2 separate regions of the Homo sapiens genome follow, and region 2 is linked to region 1. A link is an interaction called in ENCODE POLR2A ChIA-PET data of the cell type or tissue named here. Cell type or tissue: B cell. All regions are shown on one strand. Each heading gives the region's core, and the rest is flanking DNA. Links, peaks and the distances in the headings are about the cores only.

Region 1 (5,375 bases), core at 292-5,291:
CTTTATAAGTCCTTGAACAGCAGGGGTGGGAGCTTGTGGAAAAGTACACAGGTAGCTTCAACAGCACTGTAATGTTCTGAATTTAAAAGAGTGATTTAAATTGAGTTTTTGTTCTTAAATTATGCTTTATAACATATAGACATATGTCCACCATCTATATTCTTTTGTACATATCAAATGTCAGGTTTTCATTTTTAAATTTGTTTGCAAAAGAGAAGTCCTAGGACAGTCTCTAGGAGCCCAGTAGGGAATCAGTAATAAGGGGCATAGGACACTAATATTTGTGAGTGTTTACTACATCAGATAGATCAGAAGATGGGGAAACTGAAGTTCTGAGGAGTTAAGTGGTTTGCCTATGGTAACATAGCTGGAAAGTGTTTTGAGATTTGAATCCACATATATTTGACCCCAAAGCTTGTCTCAGAATAATGCCAGAGGGAATTTGCACGTTTTAAACACAATCTTGCCAACCAGAGGCTATGACCCCTGAGTACATGTTGGTATGAAAAATTCCCCAGAATTACAACATCCAATGTCCACCATGAAACATGACAGAGGAAACTTCTCTTTTTGAGGACCCCTCTCTCTTCTTTCAGTTTCCCAACTTGCGTCTTCCTTATTCTCCTCCATTTCTCCTTTCAGACTCACTGCTTCCAGCTTTGGCCTCATCTCTACTTTTACTTCATTTATAATGGGGCAGAGGCTACCTCAGAGCAGAGGAGGAGGAGAGTTGGGGTGTGTCACCTGTTTTAGAAAGAATCCACAAGTGGGCAGCAGTCTGAGGGGCTTGCGCTGGGCAAAGCAGATGTGGACAGAGGGAATCAGGAAAGCTTTGGGTTGGGAGGCATGATAGAGACTCAGAATAGTTAGTATTTAACAAGTCAGGGGAAGTGGCTAGAAAGAACAGAGACACTGGCATGGCTCACCACAGGATTCAGGATTCCAAGTGGCGTTTTGGTGCTCACATCCCACAGTGCTGAACAAATTCCATTAGTAGTGGAGCATCTCATAGCTGAATGACTCAGGCCGCAGAGGAGAAATCCAAGAGAAGGACTGAGCTACATTCCCCTAGTCACTAACGAATCATTATGTAAGTAGATCACCCCCTTTAAATAAATGCAATATACACAAACCCACATTTATAAGACATAATTTAGGGAATAGTTAGTTACCTACTAAAGAATTCTTTCCTTTAAAAAAGAAAAACATGGCCAGGCACGGTGGCTCATGCCTGTAATCCCAGCACTTTGGGAAGCCAAGGTGGGTGGATCACCTAAGGTCAGGAGTTCAAGACCAGCCTGGCCAACATGGTGAAACCCCATCTCTACTGAAAATACAAAAAAAAAAAAAAAATTAGCCAGGCATAGTGGTGTGTGCCTGTAATCTCAGCTACTCAGGAGGGCGAGGCAAGAGAATCACTTGAATCCGGGCGGTGGGGGTTGCAGTGAGCGGAGATCGCGCCACTGCACTCCAGCCTGGGCAACAGAGCGGAACTCTGTCTCAAAAAGGAATAAAAAAAAAGGAAAAAAGAAAAAAACAAATTTCTCTAACTAGGGACTTCTAGTACCTTTCCAGTTGGGTCCAATTGATAGAAATTCCATTAACATCCAATGCACTGTGATAGGAGGGAGGCAACTGGGAATAAAGAAACACGAGGAATCTCGAGTCGGGTGGCCTGAGTCTTAGTCCTGACTATGTTCTTGGGACCTATTCCTACCTGTAAAGTAAGGGCTAATCCTGTACCACCTCTAACCGTCATATAACTTTTAAATCTTAGCCTATCTCTACCCAGTCCTATAAAGCAAGATAGAACTCTGTGTGAAGGCTTCTGATCCTCCTGCTCTGCTGAAAGTAGCCAGAAAGGCAGCAAGCTCCTCAGCCTCAGGAACCCAGCCTGAGGCAAGGGGCTGGCTGAAATTGCCTCCGTCTGGCCTGGAGCTGTGCTCTGCTTCTCCCCATTTCACTCTAATCTTCAGCTTCAGTCATTTGCCACATCTACTCCTTCAACCATATCTTTCCTCTGCTCTGAGTTTTCTAGAGCCCCATCCCCCTTGAATTTATACAAATTTTTGCAATCAACCAGATTGGCCTCCCTGCTCCACTAAACTCATATCCTCAACTGTCTGCTGTCTTCCCCATCATGCTTCCTCTTCCACTTGCCAGATTTTGCACAAGATGTCTCATGATCTTGTCCAGGGAAGCCTCCCCAGTTTGGCTGATCTCAGGGCTGCCACAAAGGCACCTGCTGATGGGGCAAGTTGAGGACTGAACTGCATTCAGCTTGCCAATTCCTGCACCCAGCTCAGAGCTGTGTCTGCTGGAGGAAGGGAACCTTTTATTTTCTCCCAAAAGTATCACCTGTTCCCTGTTCTCCAAGTGACAGGCCACAGTAGGCTCTTTTTAAGCTCTTTTCCTATTTTGCACCACGGTTCCTTTTTTTTTTTTTTTTTTTTTTTTTTTTTTGAGACAAGGTCTCACTCTGTTGTCCAGGCTGGAGTGCAGTGGCGCAATCACGGCTCACTGCAGCCTTGAGCTCCCAGGCTCAGGTGATCCTCCCACCTCAACCTCCAAGGTGGCTGGGACCACATGCACATACCACTACACCCATCTAATTTTGTATTTTTTGTAGAGACAGGGTTTCGCCATGTTGCCCAGGCTGGTCTCCATCTCCTGGGTTCAAGCGATCCGTGTACCTCAGCCTCCCAAAGTGCTGGGATTATAGGTTCGAGCCACCGTGCCAAGCCAAAAGCTAGAATCTTGTCTATGCTTTTGTGTCCTGGTGCCTGGGAAAACTTTTTTTCTCCTGCCTCAGTTCAGCTCAGTGATAAATAAGGAACTGAGGTTAGATAACAGGTAAAGTCTAGGACCTGCAGGATGAGTGAATCAGGTGAGGGAGTGGTAGTCTTCTTCCTTGTCAGCCAGGCTAGGTTCAGGGGCACCTGGACTGAGGCGAGGGGCTGGCTGAAATTGCCTTGTGGAGGGCCCTGCCAGTGATGCCCCCTCCAGCAAATAGGGCCAGCTCTATGCAAATGTGTTCTTGCCCAGGAGTTTGGTTTCTTCTCTCTGAGCTCCTGGCACAGTGGAACCAATGTGAGCAGCTGCTTGGCAGGACAGAGAAGGGCAGGCTAGCAGTCCCAAAGCTCGGGTGACAGGACCAGGCCCAGGAGACGGGGATGTTGACTGGGGCTTTAACAGCACTCTTGATGCCAATCTCGGGCTGAAAACTCGATATTTCCACTTGGAACAACAAGAATCACCAGCAAGAGAGCTGAGGAGAGGGCAGTATACCGGGGGCGCCCCCTGCAGGCCTCACAGGGTGGTGCCAGAACAGAGGAAGGTGGCACAGGCAGGGTGGGGCTTTCAGGACATCCCTGAGATGATGGTGATGACAGTGACAATGATGATGACCATGAAGAAGACAATGAGGAGGAGGAAGAGGAAGACAGTAGCTAGCATTTACTGAGTACTAACAATGTGTCAGGCATTGCCTTATGTAGTCTTCATGACAACCCTCTAAGAGATGAATAATATGGTTTTCTTTTTTTTAGATGAAGAATCTGAGGTTTAACGGGTTAAATAATTGCTCAGGTTCACCCAGCTAGTAGTGGACAGAGGTGGGATTTGAACCCAAGTCATTGCCTCCTGAGCTTATATTATCCAGTACCGAATTTCCCACCTTGCCAGGTCATTCCAGGAGCTTCTAGCCCTCCGTGTCCATCTCTATGTCTTCCTGCTCCTCTAGCTCATATTTTCTTGATCCAAATTTAAAGGATCTGGATAAGAATAGATCCATATCTGGGATATAATAATACTGATAACAACAGCAACAACACTTTGCGTTTGTAAACCACTTTCTTCTCTTCATTATTTCCCTGGGGAAAAATAAACAATAAGATATTTCTGTTTCTCCAAATTTTGTTCTGATTTTTATCAGTGTTCCTGAAGCTATTTCAATATAGTCATGATCAATTTCTAAGAATATTTTTAGGTTCTGCTTTTTTATGTAACAGTGTGTTATATACACATTCACATATTTAAACACAGCAATTATTATGGCTTTACAGTAACCCATGATATTAATATTCCACAGATATTACATTACTGAGGCACACTAGGCTAAGGCTGACAACACCAAATGCTGGCAGGAATGTGGAGCAACAGGAACAGGAATTCGTGGCTGATGGGAATGCAAAATGGTACAGCTACTTTGGAAGAAAGTGTGGCAGTTTCCTAAAAAACTAAACATACTCTTACCATACGATCCAGGAATCATGCTCCTTGGTATCTACCCAAAGGAGATGAAAACTTACGTCCACATGAAAATCTGCCGATGGATGTTTATAGCAGCTGTATTCATCATGGCCAAATCTTGAAAGCAACCGAGATGTCCTTCAGTAGGTAAATAGATAAATAAACCATGGCCATCCTGAAATGGAATATTATTCAGTGCCAAAAAGAAATGAACTACAAAGCCATGAAAAGACATGGAGGAACCTTAAATTTACATTACTAAGTGAAAGAAGCCAATTTGAAATGGCTACATATTGTACAATTCCAACGACATGACATTCTGGAAAAGGAAAATTATGGAAACAGGAAAAAGAGCAGTTGTTGCCAGGGGTTAGGGAAGGGGGATTGACTAGGCAGAGCATAGAGGACTTTTACAGCAATGAGACTATAATGGTGGATACACATCATTATATATTTGTCCAAACCCACAGAGTGTACAACACCAAAAGTGAACCCTAATGTCAGCTATGGACTTTGGGCGATTATGATGTCAATGTAGCTTCATCACTTGTAACAAATGTGCCATTCTGGTGGATGTGTGGGGACAGGGGGCATACGGAAAATCTCTATAACTTTCCTCTCAGTTTTGCTCTGAATCTAAAACTACCCTTTAAGAAGTCTTCTTTTAAAACAATTTACAAAGCATGAGGTGATACAGATGTGGGAGTTTGGCTCCTGTCTCTGCCCAACTCTGTGACATTCGATAAATTACTTAACATGTCTCTGTTTCAGTTTCCTCATCTATAACTGGGAAAAATAACACCTGTCTTATAGAGTTGCCATGGGGATGACATGAGGCATGTGTCTCGTTCATATCCCATGCTCAGTGAATTAGTAGCAGCAGCCACTGTGTGTTTGTGTGTCTTTATCCCTCCTGGGTTAATGAGCTCCTTGTGGGCAGGGACTCACCCATTCTGTAACCACCCCATCTAACACACTGCCTGGCACTTGGGCTCCGCAGAAGTTTGCCGAGTGAATACTTAGTAAGCCCTAACCTAGGCTTTTCTCTCTGGTGGACATTTGGGTTGTTTCTAGGGTTTTTGCTATGAATAAAACACATTTCAAAGCCCTTTGTGGTTTTTTTG
Region 2 (5,375 bases), core at 268-5,267, 240 kb before region 1:
AGAAGAGGAAGGAAGGGGAAACTCCAAGATCAGACCTGGTTCTAAGCTCTACATACAGCTCAGTCCCTTCCTCTGCCGCAGGATGCCCTGCCCCTGAAAGAACTACCCGACTGACCAGGGCTCCGTGGTCATTTCCATGCCAGGCTGTCGGAGCTGGCTTGTCCCAAGGTGGAGAAAGGGAGTCAGCAAGGAGGAGTCACTGAGCCCTCACTATGGTGGGTGTGTCCCAGAAGGCAGGGTCTGGGTCCAGCCTCTAAGCATGGGGACAGGCAATGCTGATTCCTGTTCATTCTCTCCAGCAGAGAGAAGGGCAAGAGGGAACAGCTGAGCCTGCACTCCACCTGAAGGCCCCATCTGCTGTGGGAGGGTATTGCCCTGGCCCCTGGCCCCTGGCCCCTGCCCCAAGAGTCCCCAGGATTTGTGATAAGAAAGTGGAAGCCAGGAAAACAGCAGGGAAAAAATACCTTTATTGAGATATAATTCACATAGCATACAATTCACCTATTTAAAGTATACAATTCGATGCCTTTTAGTGTATTCGCAGAGTTGGGCATCCACCTTCACAACCAATTTTAAAACATTTCTATTACCTCCCCCAAAACCCCATAACCCCTTAGCCATCACCTCCCAAATCCCCCATTCCTCCCACAGCACTAGTCTGCTTTCTGCCTCTATGCTTTTGTCTTTCCTGGACATTTCATATAAATAGAACTATACACTATGTGGCCCTTTGGCCAGGCTTTTTTCACTTAGTGTCATGTCCTCAAGGCTCATAAAATAGCATCTTTGGCCACTGAGAAGGGACCCAACAACCTGGGATAGTAGAAAGCTCCATGCAGGGAGTCCAGAAGCTGGTTCTGGCTCTGCCTCATGGCTTCTGTCCAGTGATTTAACTGGGTCCACCACAGTCCTAACTTTCCATACCTTCTACAATTAAATGTATGGCATAGTTGCAGGCCAAGGTTAGATACTAGGAAGAATTTCCTATTCTTGAAGAGCCTCCCTTTCCAGGGTGTTGGAAGACCAGGAGAAATGTTCCTTTACCTAAGGTGACCTTGGGCTAACACACTGAGGATTCAGAGGCCTGCAGGCAGGCCAAGGATTCCAAGACTCCAAACACTGGAGGGGTAACTTTCTTTCTGATGTCCTTACCAGGGAAAAAGAAAAAGGATGTCCATGCTGACAGAGTGGGTCCAGAGACAGAGAACCCCCTTGTGCAGGATCTGCCATAAAGGACAATATGAACTGATGCCTGGACTATCAGTAACCCCACTGCACAGGCACACGATGCTCTGGGACATAACTGGTGCCTGGAAATCACCATGGTCCTCATATCTCCCATGGGAATCCTGTCCTGCCTCGAAGGAGCAGCCTGGGCAGCCATCACACCACGAGGACAGGAAGCACCAGCACGTTTCACACCTCCCCCTTCCCTCTCCCATCTTCTCATATCCTGGCTCTTCTCTGGGCAAGATGAGCCAAGCAGAACATTCCATCCAGGACACTGGAAGTTCTCCAGGATCCAGATCCATGGGGACATTAATAGTCCAAGGCATTCCCTCCCCCACCACTATTCATAAAGTATTAACCAACTGGCACCAAGGAATTGCCTCCAGCCTGAGTCCTAGGCTCTAAAAGATATTACATATTTGAACTAATAGAGGAACTCTGAGTCACCCATGCCAGCATCAGCTTCAGCCCCAGACCCTGCAGTTTGAGATCTGATGCTTCCTGAGGGCCAAGGCATTGCTGTAAGAAAAGGTCTAGAAATAGGTGAAAGTGAGAGGTGGGGGACAGGGGTTTCTCTTTCTGGCCTAAGGACTTTCAGGTAATCAGAGTTCATGGGCCCTCAAAGGTAAATTGCAGTTGTAGACACCGAGGATGGTTGACAACCCATGGTTGAGATGGGCACCGTTTTGCAGGAAACACCATATTAATAGACATCCTCACCATCTCCATCCGCTCTCACGCCTCCTGCAGGATCTGGGAGTGAGGGTGGAGAGTCTTTCCTCACGCTCCAGCACAGTGGCCAGGAAAAGAAATACTGAATTTGCCCCAGCCAACAGGACGTTCTTGCACAACTTCAAGAAAAGCAGCTCAGCTCAGGATGAGTCTTCCTGCCTGAAACTGAGAGAGTGAAGAACCATAAAACGCTATGCAGAAGGAACATTATGGAGAGAAAGGGTACTGAGGCACTCTAGAATCTGCCACATTCATTTTCAAATGCAAATGCAGAAGACTTACCTTAGTTCAAGGGGAGGGGACAAAGACCCCACAGCCCAACAGCAGGACTGTAGAGGTCACTCTGACTCCATCAAACTTTTTATTGTGGCCATCTTAGGAAAATACATTCTGCCCCTGAATGATTCTGTCTAGAAAAGCTCTGGAGTATTGATCACTACTGGAAAAACACTTAAGGAGCTAAACTTACCTTCGGGGATTATTAGCTGATAAGGTTCACAGTTTCTCTCACCCAGGTGTAACTGGATTTTTTCTGGGGCCTCAATCCAGTCTTGATAACAGCGAGGAAAGAGGTATTGAAGAAACAGGGGTGGGTTTGAAGTACTATTTTCCCAGGGTGGCTTCAATCTCCCCACCTAGGATGTCAGCCCTGTCCAAGGACCTTCCCTCTTCTCCCCAGTTCCTGGGCAATCACTTCACCTTGGACAAAGGATCAGCACAGCTGGCCTCCAGATCCACATCACCACTCTTCCACTCGATTGTTCCCAGATCCTCCCTGCCTGGCCTGCTCAGAGGTTCCCTGTTGGTAACCTGGCTTTATCAAATTCTCATCCCTTTCCCACACCCACTTCTCTCCTATCACCTTCCCCCAAGATTACCTGAACAGGGTCCATGGCCACTCAACCTGTCAGCTTGCACCATCCCCACCTGCCACCTACAGTCAGGCCACATGCCTGGTCACTGAATCATGCAAAACTGGCCTCAGTCCCTAAAAATGATGTGGAAAGGAAAGCCCAGGATCTGACAATGAGCCCTGGTGGATTTGTGGGGAAAAAATACACAGCACTCCCCACCTTTCTTTCGTTCATCTCCAGGGCCCCACCTCAGATCAAAGCAGCTCTGGATGAGATGGGACCTGCAGCTCTCCCTCCACAAGGTGACTCTTAGCAACCTCATTTCGACAGTGGTTTGTAGCGTGGTGCACCAGGGCCTTGTTGAACAGATCCACACTGCTCTAATAAAGTTCCCATCCTTAATGACTCACTTGTCAACTAGTGGACTAATTAACCCTCCACCAAAAAAACACAAAGTGCTTCTGTGAGACCAATTTTGTGCTAATGAGCATTGAGACTGATGCTTTGTAAGTCACACCACAACAAATATTGATTGAGGGCGCTGCATGTGCTGGGTACATTTCTTGGCACTTGGGAATCAGTAGTCAAGCGAAACCCTTGCCTTTGAGAGTTTATGGTCTGGATAATATAAATAAACAAGTAAGCATATGTCAGATGTTGTTAGTTTCTGTTAAAGACAAGGCAGAGTAAAGGGCTAGAGAACAATCTGTTGGGGAGACAGGGTCTGTCTTAGATAAAGCAATCAGATGACACCCTCAATGGGGTGACATTTGAACAGAGGCCCAGTGAAGTGGAGGAGTGAGCATGCAGTGACAGAGTGTTCCAGACAAAGAGACCAGAAAATGCAACGGCCCTAAAATGGCAGCATGGTTGGTGTTTGCAAAGAAGAGAGTGGAGGCCAGAGGGGCTGGATCCAAACAAGGGAGAGAGAGGGGAAGGACAAGAGTACAGAGAGATGGCCTGGGGCCACATCATATGGGACTTCGTCGGAATGCCCCTTTGTTGGAGTTACAATGACAGAAAGAACCCCTCGAGAGTCCAGATATCAGACTCCTCCCAGAACACCCTCTACCTCATTGCTCCAGGATGCTTGTGGTCAGGTGAGAGCCCTCTCCAGATCTTCTTTTGCTTTTCCTCGTTTTCACTTTATTTTCCTTGAGCAATAGTTTTTGCATCTGTTCTCCTGTACAAAAGACAAATACAAGAGCTGCTAGGGCAAAGGGCTCATGAAACATGATATCAGAGAGAATAGGAAAGGGGAATAGCATAAGAAAAGGGTTAGAGAGGACATTTTTCTCATCAATGGAGACATGAACATTCAGTGCCTCATTTTTAAAAAAACTGCTGCATGAGCTGAGATTGTGCCACTGCACTTCAGCCCGGGCAACAGAGTGAGACTCCGTCTCAATTAAAAAAAAAAAAAAAAACTGCTGCAAACATTAATGACACCTGTAGCAAATCTTTCTTCCATGTGTATTAAGAACTAGCACCTGTTCAGTTAATCACTCTTGGTTACTTACTGATCTTCAGAGGAAGCATCATCTCCTTCCAGATTTGGCTTCATGGCTACCTGCATCTGTTCTGCATGCAGCCTGAAGGAAGGGCCTCTAAAATGACAAAAAATAACTATCCCTAGATCTAGGAAAGTTATGGTGGCTGCCTCCCCTTGGGCTGTGCCTTAGTCAACATTATGTGCCAGGAGGGGCAGGCTGAGCACACGGGTAAGTAGTGGGGAGACTCCCACAGCATGACTAGTCCAGGTCCAGGTCTCGAAGCCACACTTTCAGGAAGACACTGAAAAACTGGAGTGTCTGGAAGAGAATGACCAGAATGGTGAAAAGTCTAAAAACCTTACCATATGAGAAATGATTACAGAAACTGGTTATGTTGGGCCTAGAACAAAACACTCGCAGGAGCATAGGTTCTCAAATATTTGAAGGGTTATCACATAAGCCCAGACCATGTAACTGGGGCCAATGGAGCATATCACTAAAAGGCAGATATTGACTCATATGAATAATAGGATCTTAAAGCTGGAAGGAAATCTGTGGTTACTCAGTTCAAGTTTTTTTATTTCTCATGTGGAAACTGAAATCCAAAGAGAATGTTACTCCTCTGAAATTACATAATTAGTGGCACAGTCAGAATTACCTTTAGATTATCTAAATCAGTCCAGTCCCTTCTACTGCACCACACTACCAAGGAAGAATGTTCTGACAAATGGAAAAATCCAAATATGAAGTAAACTGTTTCAATGAATCTGCTTAAGCAGAAACCATCTCAGAGCAATACTTTAGAAGATTTAAAAATAACAGGAAAACACTTATATCAGTCAGGGTTCTTTGGAGGCAAGCAACAGAAACCAACTCTGGTTTTAACTAAAGTAAAAGAGGAAATGTATTAGAAAGATGTGAGTAACTCAGAGAACCAAGGAAAATGTTGACCGAGCCTCAGAAAAGACAAAGCCAGGTAGCCTTGAGGATGCAGGCCTCGGGGCCTCCGAAAATAGTTCTGTTCTGTTTTCTCTTCCCCAGTTGCTCACTGAAGATTCAACTCCCC

What was found. Peaks named below come from ENCODE experiments on the same cell type or tissue, not always from the same donor. Only the 100,000 strongest peaks of a DNase experiment are listed, where the experiment ranks them.
Region 2: POLR2A ChIA-PET joins it to region 1 with 7 read pairs; 2 of 35 experiments call an interaction of 5 or more read pairs at or near these places.

What each region holds. Positions count from the first base shown.
Region 1 is chr1:160,075,494-160,080,868 of GRCh38, forward strand. No RefSeq gene overlaps it. Among named protein-coding and RNA genes, the nearest start is that of KCNJ9, 3.4 kb to the right of the region's middle. In B cell, for the core only: CTCF peaks have their summits at 3,288 (motif pointing left) and 3,503; a DNase peak (open chromatin) is centred at 3,318; H3K27me3 peaks cover 2,289 bases.
Region 2 is chr1:159,834,029-159,839,403 of GRCh38, forward strand. SLAMF8 (SLAM family member 8) reads left to right here. Exons shown (of 5, transcript NM_020125.3): 5 at 1,156-3,464. The coding sequence ends at 1,232. It overlaps SNHG28 (small nucleolar RNA host gene 28), which reads right to left. Exons shown (of 5, transcript NR_147125.1): 4 at 3,889-3,999; 5 at 450-2,127. Among named protein-coding and RNA genes, the nearest start is that of SLAMF8, 9.8 kb to the left of the region's middle. In B cell, for the core only: no CTCF peak of the experiment used is centred there; a DNase peak (open chromatin) is centred at 2,303.